3 separate regions of the Homo sapiens genome follow, and regions 2 and 3 are each linked to region 1. The links are chromatin loops, found by intact Hi-C in ENCODE. Cell type or tissue: chondrocyte. All regions are shown on one strand. Region 1 holds the start of EP300-AS1 (EP300 antisense RNA 1). Region 2 holds the start of LOC100996598. Region 3 overlaps ACO2 (aconitase 2).

Region 1 (5,000 bases):
GACACAATCTCAGCTCACTGCAACCTCCGCCTCTGAGGTTCAAGCGATTCTCCTGCCTCAGTCTCCGGAGTAGCTGGGACTATGGGTACGTGCCACCATGCTGGGCTAATGTTTTGTACTTTTTTTAGTAGAGGCAGGGTTTCGCCATGTTGGACAGGGTGGTCTAGAACCCCTGACCTCAAGTGATCCACTTGTCTTGGCCTCCCAAAGTGCTGGGATTACAGGTGTGTCCACCACATCCAGCCACAAGAAACATCTTTTTTTCTTTTCCTTTTTTTTTTTTTTTTTTGAGGTAGGGTCTTGCTCTGTCACCACCCAGGCTGGAGTGCAGTGGTACAATCACAGCTCACTGCAGCCCCAACCTCCCAGGGTCAAGTAATCCTCCCATCTCAGCCTCCTGAGTAGTGGGGACCACAGGTGTGCGCCTCCAGGCATGGCTATTTTTTGTATTTTTTGTAGAGAGGGGGTTTCTCCATGTTGCCCAAGCTGGTCTTGAACTCCTGGACTCAAGCAATCCACCCACCTTGTCCTCCCAAAGTGCTGGGATTACAGGCACAAGTCACTGCACCTGGCCCCCTTGCTTCTTCTCTTGATCCACCTCCAGTTCATTCTTCGCACAGACACTAAATGTAATACAGACATCAAATCAATTTACTCGCCTGCTTAAAACCTTCAAAGGTTTTCCATTGTGCTCTCCTGCTAACTGGAACTTTTCTCCACCTCAGTCTCTATATTCTGGGTCTCTGCCTGAAATGCTCTTCCCCCACAATTCCCTTCCCAGAAATAGCTCCTTCTTATCCTGCAAGTAAAGGTATGTTCCCTACCTAGCAGGCCTTTCCCCCCTTGCCTAGGCTCCATCACAACACCTGCTAAATTCCTCCTCAGTTGGAATTAGATGTTTGATAAGTCTTCACTGTCTCCCTGCAGGAGGTAGGAAGCTCTGTGAGGACAGAAATTCACCTGTGTTTTCCCAGAGTCCAGCACCGGGCCTGGTGCACGGTAGGCACTAAATAAATATTTGATGAGGCCAGGCGCAGTGGCTCACACCTGTAATCCCAGCACTTTGGGAGGCCGAGGCGGGCAGATCACCTGAGGTCAGGAGTTCGAGACTTGCCTGGCTAACATGGTGAAACGCCGTCTCTACTAAAAATACAAAAATTAGCTGGGCGTGGCAGCAGGCACCTATAATTCCAGCTACTTGGGAGGCTGAGACAGGAGAATCGCTTGAACCCAGGAGGCACAGGTCGCAGTGAGCTGAGATTGCGCCACTGCACTCCAGCCTGGGCAAGAAAGAGCGAAACTCCGTCTCAAATAAATAAATAGATAAATATTTGATGAATAAGATGATTTGTCACTAGCAGATTCTCTGTGAAATGTATGGCTGTGCCCCTAAAGTATTAATAAAAGATTAAGCAACTAATAAAGGTTATTTTTCTCAACCGGTTGCTACCATCCCAGTGTCTAATAGGATGATCATAACTACCATATACTGTGCCCAGTACTGCACACTTATTATTTATTTTATTTATTTATTTTTGAAACTGACTGTCGCCCAAGCTAGAGTGCAGTGGCATGATCTTGGCTCACTGAAACCTCTGCTTCCCAAGTTCAAGCGATTCTCCTCCCTCAGCCTCCCGAGTAGCTGGGACTACAGACGTGCACCACCATGCCAGGCTAATTGCTGCATTTTTATTAGAGACAGGGTTTCACCATGTTGGCCAGGCTGGTCTTGAACTCCTGACCTAGTGATCCACCTGCCTCGACCTCCCAAAGTGCTGGGATTACAGGCGTGAGCCACCGCGCCCGGCAGTTTTTGCATTTTAATACATAGCACTACCAACCATTCAGTGATTTCCTCTTGATTTCTCCCTCTCCATCCCTTATTGTTCAATCCATCAGCAAATCCCGTTTATTCTCCAAAAGCTACCTCAAATATTTTTTACTTCTATTTATTTTTTTGAGACTGGGTCTCCCTCTGTCGCCCAGGCTAGAGTGCAGTGGCACGATCACGACTCACTGCAGCCTCCACCTCCTGGTGGAGCCTCACACGTCAGCCAACCCCCAAACCCCGCCCCAGTAGCTGGGACTACAGGAGTGACAATCACACGGATAATTAAAAAAAAAAAAAAAACTTTTTTTTTTTTTTTTTGTAGAGACAGGGTCTCATTATGTTGCCCAGGCTGGAATTTTTACTTCTTTTTATCCCTACTGCCATCACTTAAATCCAGACCACCATCATATCAACACCCTGGATCCCACTGAAGCTCCTAGCTGGGTTCTCCTCTTACCCTATCCTATTATTTTTCTACGTAGCAATCTTTTTAAAACTGTACATTGGATGGACTAACTCCCTTGTGTCACTGATTTGCAGGACGAGGGCTTTTACCCATATGAGCCACTTCTGTTTCCTCTTCCCCTGGTTGTTTTATAAGACTCCTGGGGAGGGGGCGGGTGACCCAAGTAGAAGTGAGAGAGTTAGAGAAAGGCCAGGATAAGAAAGTTATTCATTCAAATAATGTACCGCGTGCCCCTGTGCTCTGCGCACTGTGGGTACAGCAGTGAAATCAAGGACCGCACAGTTCGGGCGCTACGAGAGCTGCCGTTCCAATTCCATCCGAAGGAAGGGAGACAACGCTTTCCCGCGCGGACGAGCGGCCAGGCGCGGCGCTAACTGCTTGGACGCCCCGCCTGCCACCGTGCCTCAGCTCGCCTCTTCTGCACAACGGGACTCTGCCCCACAGGGACACCGGGAAGGTCCCGACCCGAGCGCTCAGTGGGACGGGGTCGCACCAAGAGTCCGCGCGGAACTCCCGATCTGGGCGGGGCCCAAAGGTCACGTGGCCGGGAAGGCGGGCGCGCGGGCTGCGAGCACCAACCGCCGGCCGCCCCGCGCTGCGTCGCCCCGCCTCCCCCGCCCCACCCCCGTCGCCCCCAGCGCGTGCCCGCCCGGCGCCCTCTAGGGTGGAAGGCTGCGGGCGTCCTACCAGTGCCAGGACTGCCAGAGCGGGAGGAGCGCGGCGCGGGCCAGCCGGGACTGCTGGACAGCGGGGTCCAGGCTAGAGGCGAGCGAGCGGTCAGTGACGGCTGTGGAGGAGGGAGGCGCTGGGCGTCAGCGCGGGACCCGAGCCTCTGGACCACTGAGCTGGGGGGCTGGCTGAGGTGGGTCTCCCGCCCTGAGGGCGCGCCTTAGGGAGGGGACAGGGGCCGGTGGGACCCTTGCTTTGTCTCAGTCGCACTGAGGTGAGGGGGCTGCACTCGGCCGAGCAGCGAGGACCGTGCCCAGCTCAGAGAGAGCCCTCAGAGTGTCCGGGCTGGATTGCGGCCGCGGTGCGGGAGAAGTCGGAGGAGGGAGTGACAGGTGACCGGGCTGGCAGGGCAACTGCCATTATTAAGCACTCGGCCGCCCGGGTGCGGTTGCCACCTCCTCCTTCCCGAGCTGGCAGCCCAGGCCACCAGGGACACGCACCTGTCCTAAGAGGGTGTAATCTTTGAGGCAGAGGTGGGACACGAACCCGGGACGGTTTGCCCTTGGGCCACTCCCTTAGGCTGAGGGAAAAGTGTACTTAAACCAGGCTTTGAGAATTGGGCAGAGTTTGAAGCGCAGAGATCACCGAGCCCTTCGTTGGCTGTCAGGACTTTAGAAAGACGTTTGGTCTCTAAAAGACCACACTTTCCTCCTCCCCAAAAGTGGCTGGACCTGTGAACACTAATTACTCATGTGTAAGGAGTGCTTTGCAATCTGTAAAGCACTTTCCATTCCGGTGTCGTAGATAATTCGTCACAATGAACTTGCCAAGTAAGCGTTTTTTTTATTTACCTTTTTTACAGATGAAGAAATTTTGTCCCAGAGACGTTTATTAAATCAGGGAGTAGCAATAGAGCCTTACTCTTTTTTTTTTTTTTTTTTTTTGAGACGGAGTCTCACTCTGTCGCCCAGGGCCGGAGTGCAATGGCGCCATCTCGGCTCAGTGAAACCTCTGCCTCCCAGGTTCAAGCAATTCTCCTTGCCTCAGCCTCCCAAGTAGCTGGGACTACAGGCGCCAGCCACCACACCCAGCTGCTTTTTGTGTTTTTAATAGAGACGGGGGTTTCACCATGTTGGCCAGGCTGGTCTTGAACTCCTGACCTCAAGTGATCTCCCCACCTCGGCCTCCCAAAGTGTTGGGATTACAGGTGTTAGCCACCGCACCCAGTGGAGCCTTACTCTTTTTTTTTTTTTTTGAGACAGAGTTATGCTCTTGTTGCCCAGGCTGGAGTGCAATGGTGCAATCTCAGCTCACTGCAACCTCCGCCTCCCGAGTTCAAACGATTCTCGTGCCTCAGCCTCTCAAGTAGCTGGGATTACAGGCATGAGCCACCACGCCCGGCCTTTTTTTTTTTTTTTTTTTTTTTAGTAGAGACGGGGTTTCTCCGTGTTGGTCAGGCTGGCCTTGAACTCCCAACCTCAGGTGATCCGCCTTCCACGGCCTCTCAAAGTGCTGGGATTACAGGCATGAGCCACCGCGCCTGGCTGAGCCTTACTCTTATACATCAAATGTTTTCCACGATAGGAAACCACCTGGGATGACCATCAAGCCCCAAACTCAAACATCCTGTGATTTCATCATCAGAGCTCCTGGCTTAGGGCACAATTCTTGGCTGGATCTGCCTGCCACTCCCCAGCTACCAACAACCGTATCTCGGCAACACAACCACCCTGGCACAGCACTTTTAATTATTTGTTAAATGTTTCTTACTGGGTTGGGCTAAACCAACTGTGAGGAGTCCTTTAGGCAGTGTCAAAACTTGGAGACAGTTGGATGGGCTTGATTGAATTCTGAAAATTCCCCGAGTGTACTGGGGTTTCTACCCAAAGTGACGATTACTTTGAGAGTATTGGTGATAATAATTTTTTGTCCTTCCTATTGACAGGTCCACCTCCTAACAAATTATTGGAAGGAATATGAGAAAAGTAAGTAGGGATTTTGAAGTATCAGTTAAAAGACCCAAAATTGTTTATG
Region 2 (5,000 bases), 170 kb before region 1:
CTGTACTAAAAATACAAAAATTAGCCTGGCGTGGTGGCGGGCGCCTGTAGTCCCAGCTACTCGGGTAGCTGAGGCAGGAGAATTGCTTGAACCCAGGAGGCAGAGGTTGCAGTGAGCCGAGATAGCACCACTGCACTCCAGCCTGGCGATAGAGCAAGACTCTTATCTCAAAAAAAAAAAAGGGGGAAAGAGAAAATAAAAGAAAGTGGAGTGAGAGGCTGCACGGAGCGGAGAGCATGGGGAGAGCACACCTGGAGTTTCTCACACTCCGCAGACTTTCCTGTACACTTCCCTCCCACTGGAGGTGAGATACGCTCTGCACATGACCTAAATGTGTGCCGAAGCACAGCCATTGGGCAGGAGAAAGAAGAGAAAATGGGGAGTTTGTAAACAGTCATCCAAAGAGATAACTGCCCCCTTCCACTGGACGGGAGCAGCAGGAAGTCCACCAAAGCAAGGGCACGCGGACCTGAGGGCATCCCTGTTTTCTGGAGCACCTGGCCTCTGTTGTCTTTCTCCAATTCACACCCAGAGTCAGAGCAGTGGCAGATGGAAGAGAAGCCACTTCAACAACTACTTAAGTACATGGTCCCTGATGGCAAGTAATTCTGTAATCATTCTGTGTGGTGGCTATACCCTCTTTTCAACAAGGTCTATTGCTTTTCAGGTAGACGTTTCTGTTTATAAATGGTCTGGAGATTCGGGCAGCTTTGGGAAACTGATTGCAGATTAGGGGGCAGTAATGTGCTGCAGTCATTGTGAGTCCTGTGGCTCTTCAGCCCTCTTCCCCTCATTTTATCTAGCAGTTGGCTGCTGGCATCTGTCGGTCCTGTGGGACCTCATGCTTCTCACTCTCAGTGAGATGCCACATGAAGTGACAGGAGGTGACCCAAGACTGGCCCACACCCCTTGGACCTGCCCAGCCATGCTGGACTAACTAATTCTCGGCCACAGCTTGCCAGTGCTCGGCAAAGCTCTGCCTGAAACCTTGGGCGGTCCCCTATGTGCCAGGCCCTGACTTTGCTCATCCACAGTGAGGGAGGGGGACTTTTCGGCTATTGCAGGGCCCCACAGACCAGCTGGGAGCCAGAGACCGGCAGCTGCTGCCACACTTCAAAGGCCTTGTTATCCTCATCTGAGGAGCAGTGCCCCGAGTCGCCCCTGAGAATCCTCCCTGCCCCACTGGCAGCCTCGCCCTTCATGTGTGTGCTGGGGGGCATCCTGGGACACCTTGGGGGAGCCAGGAGGGACTGTACCACCCTTCCTGGGTTCCTGGACCAAGGAGGGGACCCTCTACCTTAGCTTTTGGAAATGTGTTCAGCTCTGCCCACCCACACAGGCCACTCAGAGATGCCAAAAAAGTCAGCTGTGGCTTGTTTGTGGGTGTGGACTCCAAATGGGGGCAGATCCCTCCGGCTGAGTTGCAGAGGGCTTCGCTGAGGAGGTGGGCTTCTCATGGTGAGCAACTGGTGTCCCCAGTGCTAGGAGGCCACAGGAGCGCCTTCTGTGACACTCTTCTCAGAGGGTGGCCTGGACTGTCCCACCATTTGACAGCATGGAGTGTGGTCGGAGGGGCCTGAGCCCAGAGCTGCGTGCGAGAGCTCCGGAGCCCCTGCCCTAAGCTCCCAGTACGTCCTTCCCCGTTCGGGCAATGTCTCCCTGGGGCTAGAACCTGCTGACCCTCCTTTCCTGGCTTAGCCCAAGCAAACCCACACCCAGTTCCAGAGGGGTGAAGGGAGGCCGGGGGCTGTGGGATCTGTCTCCTGGCTCTGGTTTGGGAGTGGGCTGAGAGCGTCCTGTGGAAGGAAGGAGTCCTGCGGGGACAACCAGGGCCACCTGGTGATGCTAGGTAGCAGGTGCTGGCACAGCAGGATGAGAGGGAGGCCTGAGAAAGGTCCCCTGAGAGGACACCCCAGGTGCTCAAGTCAGACTCAGGCAGCAAAAGCCAGCTGGGCCCCTCTAAAGGCAAGGAGGAGTTGGAGCCCTGGGGACCTGGGGGTGACCTCTGACTTCTGGGAACAGAAGAGATTTGGAGAGAGATTTATCAGTATTCTCCGCCAAACTAATCTGGCCATGGGGTTCCCAGGCAGGACTTGGGAGACACCTGGTGCTGGCCACCAGGTCTGCCCCTCAGTCCACGCCCTCCTCTCTCCTCCCTCGCGCGTTTTGCCTGTGGTATCCTAGGAACGCAGGGCTTCGAGCCTTGTGGTCCTGTTACATAACAGTTTCCATCCCATCCATGAGTTCAGCCCTCCGGCAAGCGGGAGCTGCAGCAGGCGCACCAAGGAAAGCCTCTGCTTCAGACCCAGGCTCCTGCTGCCCAAATCCACAGTCCCTGCCGCTCCTCTGCCACCCCCAGCGTACAGGGGGAGGGAGCTTCAAAAGCAGTCAGCATCCAGCCAGATTCTTTCAATAGGACCCCCTGTCCTGTCCTGGTCCCACATGAGCACAGCACCTGTCAGTGGCCACACACTGGCCATGGCTTCCCCAAATCCAGCAGGCCTAGGAGAGAGTCCCAGAGCCGGTGTGACACATGCCTCCTCGAACCCCTCTCCGCACTCTGCACCCTGAGACCAAGGGCGCACCACTGCTGAGACCCTCCCTGGCTTGGAGATGCCTGTCCTGCCACTGTGCCTGTGGCTGCCCCCTCGCCCCCTCGAGTACCTGGGCAGCCAATCAATGCAGGTCACCTGTGCTCCTACCTGTTCTCTTCTCTGGCCAAGGCAGAGAGTGCTCCAGCAGGGACTTGAGGACCTCAGGCATGTCCATGGCAGGGGCCACTGAGAACCAGTCGCAGCTCACACAGCCCAGCAGGAGGTGCTTGCTCCAGGGAGTTCAGAGGCAGCTGGAGAGGCAGGGGCCGCCAGCCGCAGGCTAGGGAGGCAGGCGGGGTGGGAGCCTTGAGGCAGCCAATGGCCAGCACCAGTCCCAGCCCGCCCGTCCACCCCCGGCTCGGCCACCTGCCAGCTCCGGCTGCAGCCAGGCCTTCCCTTCCCGCTGCTTGGCAGGGCGGGCCTGGCCCTGCGCCAGCTGCAGCACGTGGAGCTGTCGCGCCAATCCTCTGACAGAGAGCCCAGCCTGTTATCTAACTTTGGAAAGGGAAGTTCTCCCCCAGGCTGGGAGCCATAACTGGGGCTGCCAGGTGAGAATGGTAAGCTCCACGCCCACAGCAAGCACGCATCAGCATGGAGGTGCCCTGGAGGCCCAGGCACGCAGTGGAAACCATCCCGGGCTGGGACCTGAGGCTCCAAGAGAAAAGGAGGATGACAGGCAAGGACAGCACCTCAGGCAGCCGAGCACAAGACACCCTGTGTTGGCAGATGCAGGGATGCGGTCGGACATCATGCCTTCACCTGTGCGCTTCTGAGCCTCAAGGGCTTGTGGCATGTTTTGATGCTGTGTTTATGCCATGCACACGTACCCTACAAGGCACGCCAGTGTACATATGGCATGCATAATTGGAGCTTTATACCATCTGCACAGCCTGAAGCCTGTTCCCCAAAAGGAAGTGATAAAACCTACCGCCTCAGGTTCTTTGGTCTTCAGGGGAGAGGGGAAAAGGGGCAGGTGCCAGGAGACCAGGCACCACTGAAAGGGGGGCAGCTCTGCCAGCCTGCTTCAGGCTTGTCCTGGATGAGGAATCCCTGCTTCCCAGTCATTGTGGGGACTTAAAGTGCCAATTGGCTATTTGCTGTAGTTCCCTCTCATACCCTCCCACCAGGACGCTGGCCCCTGTGGTCCTTGGGTTACTTGAATGGGTGAAGCAAAGGTTCTGGATGTCAACCTCTACGTCAGACCAACATCACGTCAAAGCCAGACTTGCCGGGGGATGCCAGGTTCTCGATTCTGCCGTACATTGCTGTGGGATCTTGAGCAAGCGTGGCAGCAACTCTGGGTCTCAGTTCCCGAACCACCGAATGCAGTGACCTCTAAGGTGCCGTTCAGCTCTAGTTCTATGGCTCTGAAGCTCCAGATGGGCTGCAATAAACATTTGGTTTTCTGCGTGGTAGCTGATTTTTTTTTTTTTTTTTGAAACAGGGTCTTTGTTGCTCAGGCTGAAGTGCAGTGGTGGGATCACGGCTCACTGCCTCATCCTTACAAGTAGCTGGGACCATAGGTGCATGCCGCCACACTGGACTTTTTTTTTATAAAGACACTGTTGCCCAAGCTGGTCTCAAGTCCTGTGTTCAAGCCATCCCCCGGTCTTGGCCTCCCCAAAGTCTTGGGATTATGGGTGTGAACACTGCCCCTGGCCTGTAGCTGGTTTCTAAGCAGTGCTTTGTTGTTTTCCAAAATTCCATTTTGTACAGAATCAAAAATACTCCAAGAGCCCCTTCTGGCTTCTTCCTTTCCCAATGACCTCAGCTTATACTCTTAATTACCCTCCTTCCCTCCCTAATGACCCTCCCCAAATTATGCTCTTTCCCAAATTAATTAAAAATTAATTTTAACTTTTGAATACAAAAAACAATACGTGGCTCACAGCTCAAAACCTCCGATAAGGTTTGTTTATTTATTTGTTTATTTAGAGACATAGTTTCATTCTGTTGCCCGGGCTGCAGTACAGTAGCAGGATCTCAGCTCACTGCAACCTCTGCCTACCAGGCTCCTGCCTCAGCCTCCTAAGTAGCTGGAATTACAGGCACACACCATTACGCCCAGCTGATTTTTGTATTATTAGTAGAGGCAGGGTTTCGCATCATTGGCCAGGCTGGTCTCAAACTCCTGACCTCAGGTGATCCGCCCTCCTCACCCTCCCAAAGTGCTGGGATTACAGGTGTGAGGCACTGTGCCCAGCCTCAAGGAAGTATACTTTAGAAATGTCCTTTCTATCCCTGTCCCTCTTTCCCATTCCCCAATGTTTCTTTTTGCAAAAGTAAACATATATATGTATATATTTATGACACACACACACACACACAAACATTTAATTTTGCAGAGTTGTATGTTTTGACCAGCAGAGAGTGTTTTGTAACTACAAAGGAGAGACCCCCTTACTG
Region 3 (5,000 bases), 320 kb before region 1:
TCATTATCTCCCATTCGATGTTGCTTTTGGAATCTTTTTTTTTTTTTTGAGATGGAGTCTCGCTCTGCTGCCCAGGCTGGAGTGCAGTGGCACGATCTTGGCTCACGGCAGCCTCCGCCTCTCGGGTTCACACCATTCTTCTGCCTCAGCCTCCCGAGTAGCTGGGACTACAGGCGCCCGCCACCACGTCTGGCTAATTTTTTTGTATTTTTTTAGTAGAGACGGGGTTTCATCACATTAGCCAGGATGGTCTCAATCTCCTGACCTCATGATCTGCCCGCCTCGGCCTCCCAAAGTGCTGGGATTACAGGTGTCAGCCACCATGCCCGGCCGCTTTTGGAATCATGACAAAAATGGACTTAAGGCCAGACGCTTTACATATCATAATCATCAGTAAATGCGAGGCACTCAGCTATGTGCGCAGCATGCAGTAAACCTCCGTCAGTGTTAGTTACATGAATTCATTCAATCCTCACGACTGCTGTAGGTTCCACACGTGATGGAGCAAGGGGCCTACAGAGGCTAAGTGCGTGACCAAGGCCACACAACTTAAGTGGCAGAGCCGAGGTGTGAACTCCTGCAGACGGGATCCTCTAGCCTGCCCTTCCTCTGGCTCTGCAAACACCTGCTCTGATCTGTGCGTCTCAGGGTGCCTAACCCTGCTGGGATTTGCCCTCTGAACTCAGATAACAAAAACCCTTCAGGGTGAAACCTTGGCTTCTCCTAAAGCTGAGCTGGTGGCAAACTGACATCCACTTCTGGTTCAGCAGCCAGAGCTACCTCTGCTCTCCCCGTGGCTGTGTCTCCCCCCTCCCCACCCACTGCTCCAGGCTGCTTCAGGAAGCAGTTTGCAGGAACACTGGGGACCCAGGGGCCCACGAGTCACCCTGAGGTTTTTCTTGTTTTGTTTTTGAGACAGTGTCGCTCTGTCGCCCAGGCTGGAGTGCAGTGGTGCGATCTCGGCTGACTGCAACCTCTGCGTCCCGGGTTCAAGCGATTATCTTGCCTCAGCCTCCTGAATAGCTGGGATTATAGGCACATGGCACTATGCCGAGCTAATTTTTGTATTTTTTTTTTTTTTTTTAGTAGAGACGGGGTTTCACTATGTTGGACAGGCTGGTCTTGAACTGCTGACCTCAACTGACCCACCTGCCTTGGCCTCCCAAAGTGCTGGGATTACAGCTGTGAGCCACCACCCGGCCCTCAGTGAGTATTTAGGCAGGACCCGCCCTGCTCCCCACTACTCTCAGAAACTTCTTGAACCCAGTTAATTGTCTCCTCACCTCACTGAGGTTAATTTCAATTAGTTGGTCATAATGGCAGCCAGGGTCAGGCACCAAGTGATCCTTGAATTCATCAGCTAGATTGGCAATGTCTGAAATCAACAAGGGACGGGGATGGAGCACGTGAAACATAAACTGTTCTTGAGAGTTCACTCACCACCCACCTGAGCACCTGCCAAACACCAGGCCCACCCTGGGCACTGACTAGGCCAATGAAGAAACCAAGGCTGCTGTCTCTGCCCTTACAGAGCTCACACCCTAGTGCAGGAGCTGTCAGGGACACGGAGACACAGAGGAGGAGCGCCAGCTAAGGTTCAGAGCCGGGGAGGGTGTCCTGGAAGTGAAGAGCTGGGTTTTGAAGAAGCAGTCACTCAATAAGGAAAGGGAGGAGCCTTCCAAGGATTCCACGTGCTTACGGCTCTCCCCATGGCCCCTGGTCTCTGGCTCCTCGTTCACTCCCACAACGCACCACCCTTCACAGGTGCCAATGCCCTCTGAGCTCCAAAGAAGCCAGGCTAGAGCCTCAGGGAAGTTGTCAGGGGAGGCTGGGAAAGTGGTTCTCCTTCCAAATGTTCCCCTGCTAGGTCAGGAATTATCAACAGAAGCGATCCATGTCATTTCCGGAGTTTCCTGTAGGGGGCAGCAGGGACCAGGCCGAGAAGGGCGGGCATTCAGCCACCTTCCAGGGAAAATGAAATGCCCATCCTGAGGTGGGGCTATCTTGAACTCAGATGCCAGGCCCTTTGAGAAGCTGGAGAGAGCTCCAGACAATCTACTCAGAAACATATTGCACCTCTTCAGGGCTTTCTCAGAGCCTCGGACGCCTGTCTGGAGACAATGGGTTAAGAACCCCTGCCCTACAGGGAAAGGCATAGCTCTGTCTTGGGGAGGAGCGGGCATGTGACTGTTCCACCCACACGGGCCTGCCCCTGCCAGCTCACCTTCCCGGCCGGTCTTGCTCAGGTACTTCTTCATCCTGTGGTTGTAAGGGAACACGGAAGTGGTGGCCCCAATTTCTGCACCCATGTTGCAGATTGTCGCCATGCCTGTGGAGCAACAGAGCCCCGGGCATTGGCTGGTGGCCGGGCCAGGGTCCCACACACCTGCTACGCGGCCACCTGCATCTTCACACCAGGGAGCTGCATTGCTTCTCCTCCCACTCAGAGAGATGTGGTGACAGCGGGCCGACTCATCCCTTGAGGCCCTGGGTAAAAACCTGGGCCGGTGAGGGGAGGCCATGGGGATCAGAGCTCAGGGCCCCAGCTCAGGGTGGCTGCTGGGTAGAATGAAGAGGACTCAGGTGAAGATTCAGCCCCCACACACTGAGCTGCGAGCTTGGGGCCTGACTGTCGCCCAAGAGATTGAACAGGCACCACGTACTGTAGGCTGACCTGACCAGACACTGCCCAGTTGCTATTCTTTTTGGCAGGGGAGGAACTGGCTCAGAGAGATTCAAGGTCATGCCATAAAGCACATAAAGGTAGATGCTGACATTCGGATCTTGGTCTGTCTGCCTGGTGGCCTGCCCTCCTTCAGCCATACCATGGTGGAGACACTTTTCTGTGTCTCAAGTTTTCCAGTGATGGAGGCCGAGGTGGGTGGATCACCTGAGGTCAGGAGTTTGAGACCAGCCTGGCCAACATGGTGAAAACCCATCTCTACTAAAAAAAAATACAAAAAAAATTAGCCAGGCATCATGGTGCACACCTGTAATCCCAGCTACTCAGGAGGCTGAGACCGGAGAATTGCTTGAACCCAGGAGGCGGAGGTTGTAGTGAGCCGAGATTGCACCACTGCATTCCAGCCTGGGCGACAGAGTTAGACTCTGTCTCAAAAAACAAGAACAAAAACAAAAACTGAAATGATACACACTGTCTGGACCACAAAGCGTCACAGAACTGGTGGGGCTCACAGGTACTGCAGCTGCTACCAGGCCACCTGCCTCAGGAGCCACTAGGACGGAGGTATGGGCCTGTTACCAACGTCCTGACTGAGCAGTCCCGTGGCAGGAGTGAGCCCCCATCACTGCAGGGGAACCAGAGTTCTGCAGGGCTGCCAGGGAGCCCAGGCAGGCACCTGGGAAGTCTAGACTGTTACAAATCTCCCTGGATTTCTGAGGACCAGGCATCCAGGCCAGGTCACCAGGAGTGACAGGCAGGGAGCAGCTGGCTCCTACCTGGTCTTGGAGGCGGACAGGCACCGATCTCTAATCCAAGGGAAGTGAGTGAGGCTCGAACTTCAGCGAAGGGAGGATGTGGGCCTGCAGCTGCTTCATGAATGAAGCCCTGGCTCTGCCCATTCCCACCACTGCCTCTGTCCTCTCTGGATTCGTCTAGATCACCCAAGGTGGCCTAGTGCTATGGCCTGGGCCCAGCAGCAGAAGCTGACTTGGCTCCTAACCGTGTGTGGCCACACAGTTAGGAAGTCACCGGCAGCCTCGACAGGTATCTCAATCTCTTCATCTGTTTAATGAGGATGTGGACTAGACAATCTCTAATGCTGTCTCCAATTTTCCTTCTACCTCTGTCTATCCCAAGTCCCCAAATGGAACAGACAGATTCTCAAGTGAAGGCCATTCACCGCTTCTACTCCCAACTGGAGACCCATCAGGCCCAGCACAGGGTAGGGGCCACGTCGCCTGGCCGCCTTCCTCACCAGTGCAGGAGATGGAGTCTACACCAGGCCCGTGGTATTCCACGATTGCACCTGTGCCACCTTTCACCGTGAGGATGCCTGCCACCTTCAGGATCACATCTTTGGGTGAGGACCAACCGGAGAGAGAGCCCGTCAGCTTCACGCCAATCACCTGGACAGGAGGGGGCGAGGCGGCTGTGAGAGGCCGTGTGTGCCTGTGCCAGCCACGAAGTCAGGATGGCCCTGCTGCCATTCACATTGCTGCTTATTGGTCTCTACCTCCCTCCCAGAAGATTCGAGTCTAACTTGTTCCCTTTTCCCTCCTGGGTCCCACCGTCTCCCGTTCATCCCCACCAACCACCACCCCACAGCCAGCCCAGAATGAGTCCCTCCCCACCCTCACCTTGGGGCACTTCAGCTCCCAGGGGATCCCAGCCATGACATCCACAGCATCGGCACCCCCAACTCCAATGCAGATGCCCCCAAGGCCGCCACCATTGGGGGTGTGGGAGTCAGTGCCAATCAGAAGAACACCAGGGTACGCATAGTTTTCCAGAATAATCTGAAAAATAATCCAAGATGTTATATTTAGAAGCCCTCAGCCGAGAATACCAAAAAATGGCCCCACTGACCCGGGGCCTCCCAACCACGTCCAGCCACTCTCCCAGGATGGAACTGGTAGGAGCAGCCCCATTTAATCCAGGCCGTCTCCAGGGTGGCCAAGAAGAGCCAGAGCCTTGGGAGACAGGTGGCCTGGGCTCTTGAATAGCTCTGATATTTCCTGCTATATGTCTTGGGCCTTTGAATGCTGCCCCATGCCTCAGTTTCCTCATTTGTAGCACAGTAACCAAACACCCATACCACCATGACCCCAGGATGTGACAAGAACCAGAGAAACTGTCCTGTGATGGGCCCAGGCCCGGCCTCATCCTGGGTGTGGAGCATCCCCACCTGGCTTCTCATCGGGGTTGGTGGTTCTTCCAGGAGCTGGCTCCAGCCCCACAAGGCCCCTGAGGAAGAAGTCCTGGGAGGCCCCAGTGGGTACACAAAGCTATGAACTTTTCCTCAACTGCAAAGAATAGG

What was found. Hi-C counts contacts between places; a loop is a spot of excess contacts. Peaks named below come from ENCODE experiments on the same cell type or tissue, not always from the same donor. Only the 100,000 strongest peaks of a DNase experiment are listed, where the experiment ranks them.
Region 2: it touches region 1 in a loop (2.1-fold over the local background); 4 of 110 quality-filtered maps call a loop at or near these places.
Region 3: it touches region 1 in a loop (2.3-fold over the local background); 2 of 110 quality-filtered maps call a loop at or near these places.

The regions. Positions count from the first base shown.
Region 1 is chr22:41,195,433-41,200,432 of GRCh38, reverse strand. It overlaps EP300-AS1 (EP300 antisense RNA 1), which reads left to right and starts at 2,932. Exons shown (of 3, transcript NR_110514.1): 1 at 2,932-3,159; 2 at 4,912-4,951. RefSeq lists enhancers at 2,409-2,478, 2,489-2,618, 2,773-3,272 and a silencer at 2,809-3,078. In chondrocyte, CTCF peaks have their summits at 2,005 (motif pointing left) and 2,721; DNase peaks (open chromatin) are centred at 2,802, 3,092 and 3,242.
Region 2 is chr22:41,365,302-41,370,301 of GRCh38, reverse strand. It overlaps LOC100996598, which reads right to left and starts at 1,220. Exons shown (of 2, transcript XM_017029163.1): 1 at 1,077-1,220; 2 at 1-388. The coding sequence starts at 1,220. It also overlaps a transcript of TEF not described here. RefSeq lists a silencer at 2,859-2,918. In chondrocyte, CTCF peaks have their summits at 2,610 and 2,817; a DNase peak (open chromatin) is centred at 2,938.
Region 3 is chr22:41,514,856-41,519,855 of GRCh38, reverse strand. It overlaps ACO2 (aconitase 2), which reads right to left. Exons shown (of 18, transcript NM_001098.3): 5 at 4,321-4,479; 6 at 3,939-4,089; 7 at 2,225-2,329; 8 at 1,284-1,375. Among named protein-coding and RNA genes, the nearest start is that of POLR3H, 27 kb to the left of the region's middle. RefSeq lists an enhancer at 4,651-5,000. In chondrocyte, CTCF peaks have their summits at 1,699 and 1,912 (motif pointing right); no DNase peak of the experiment used is centred here.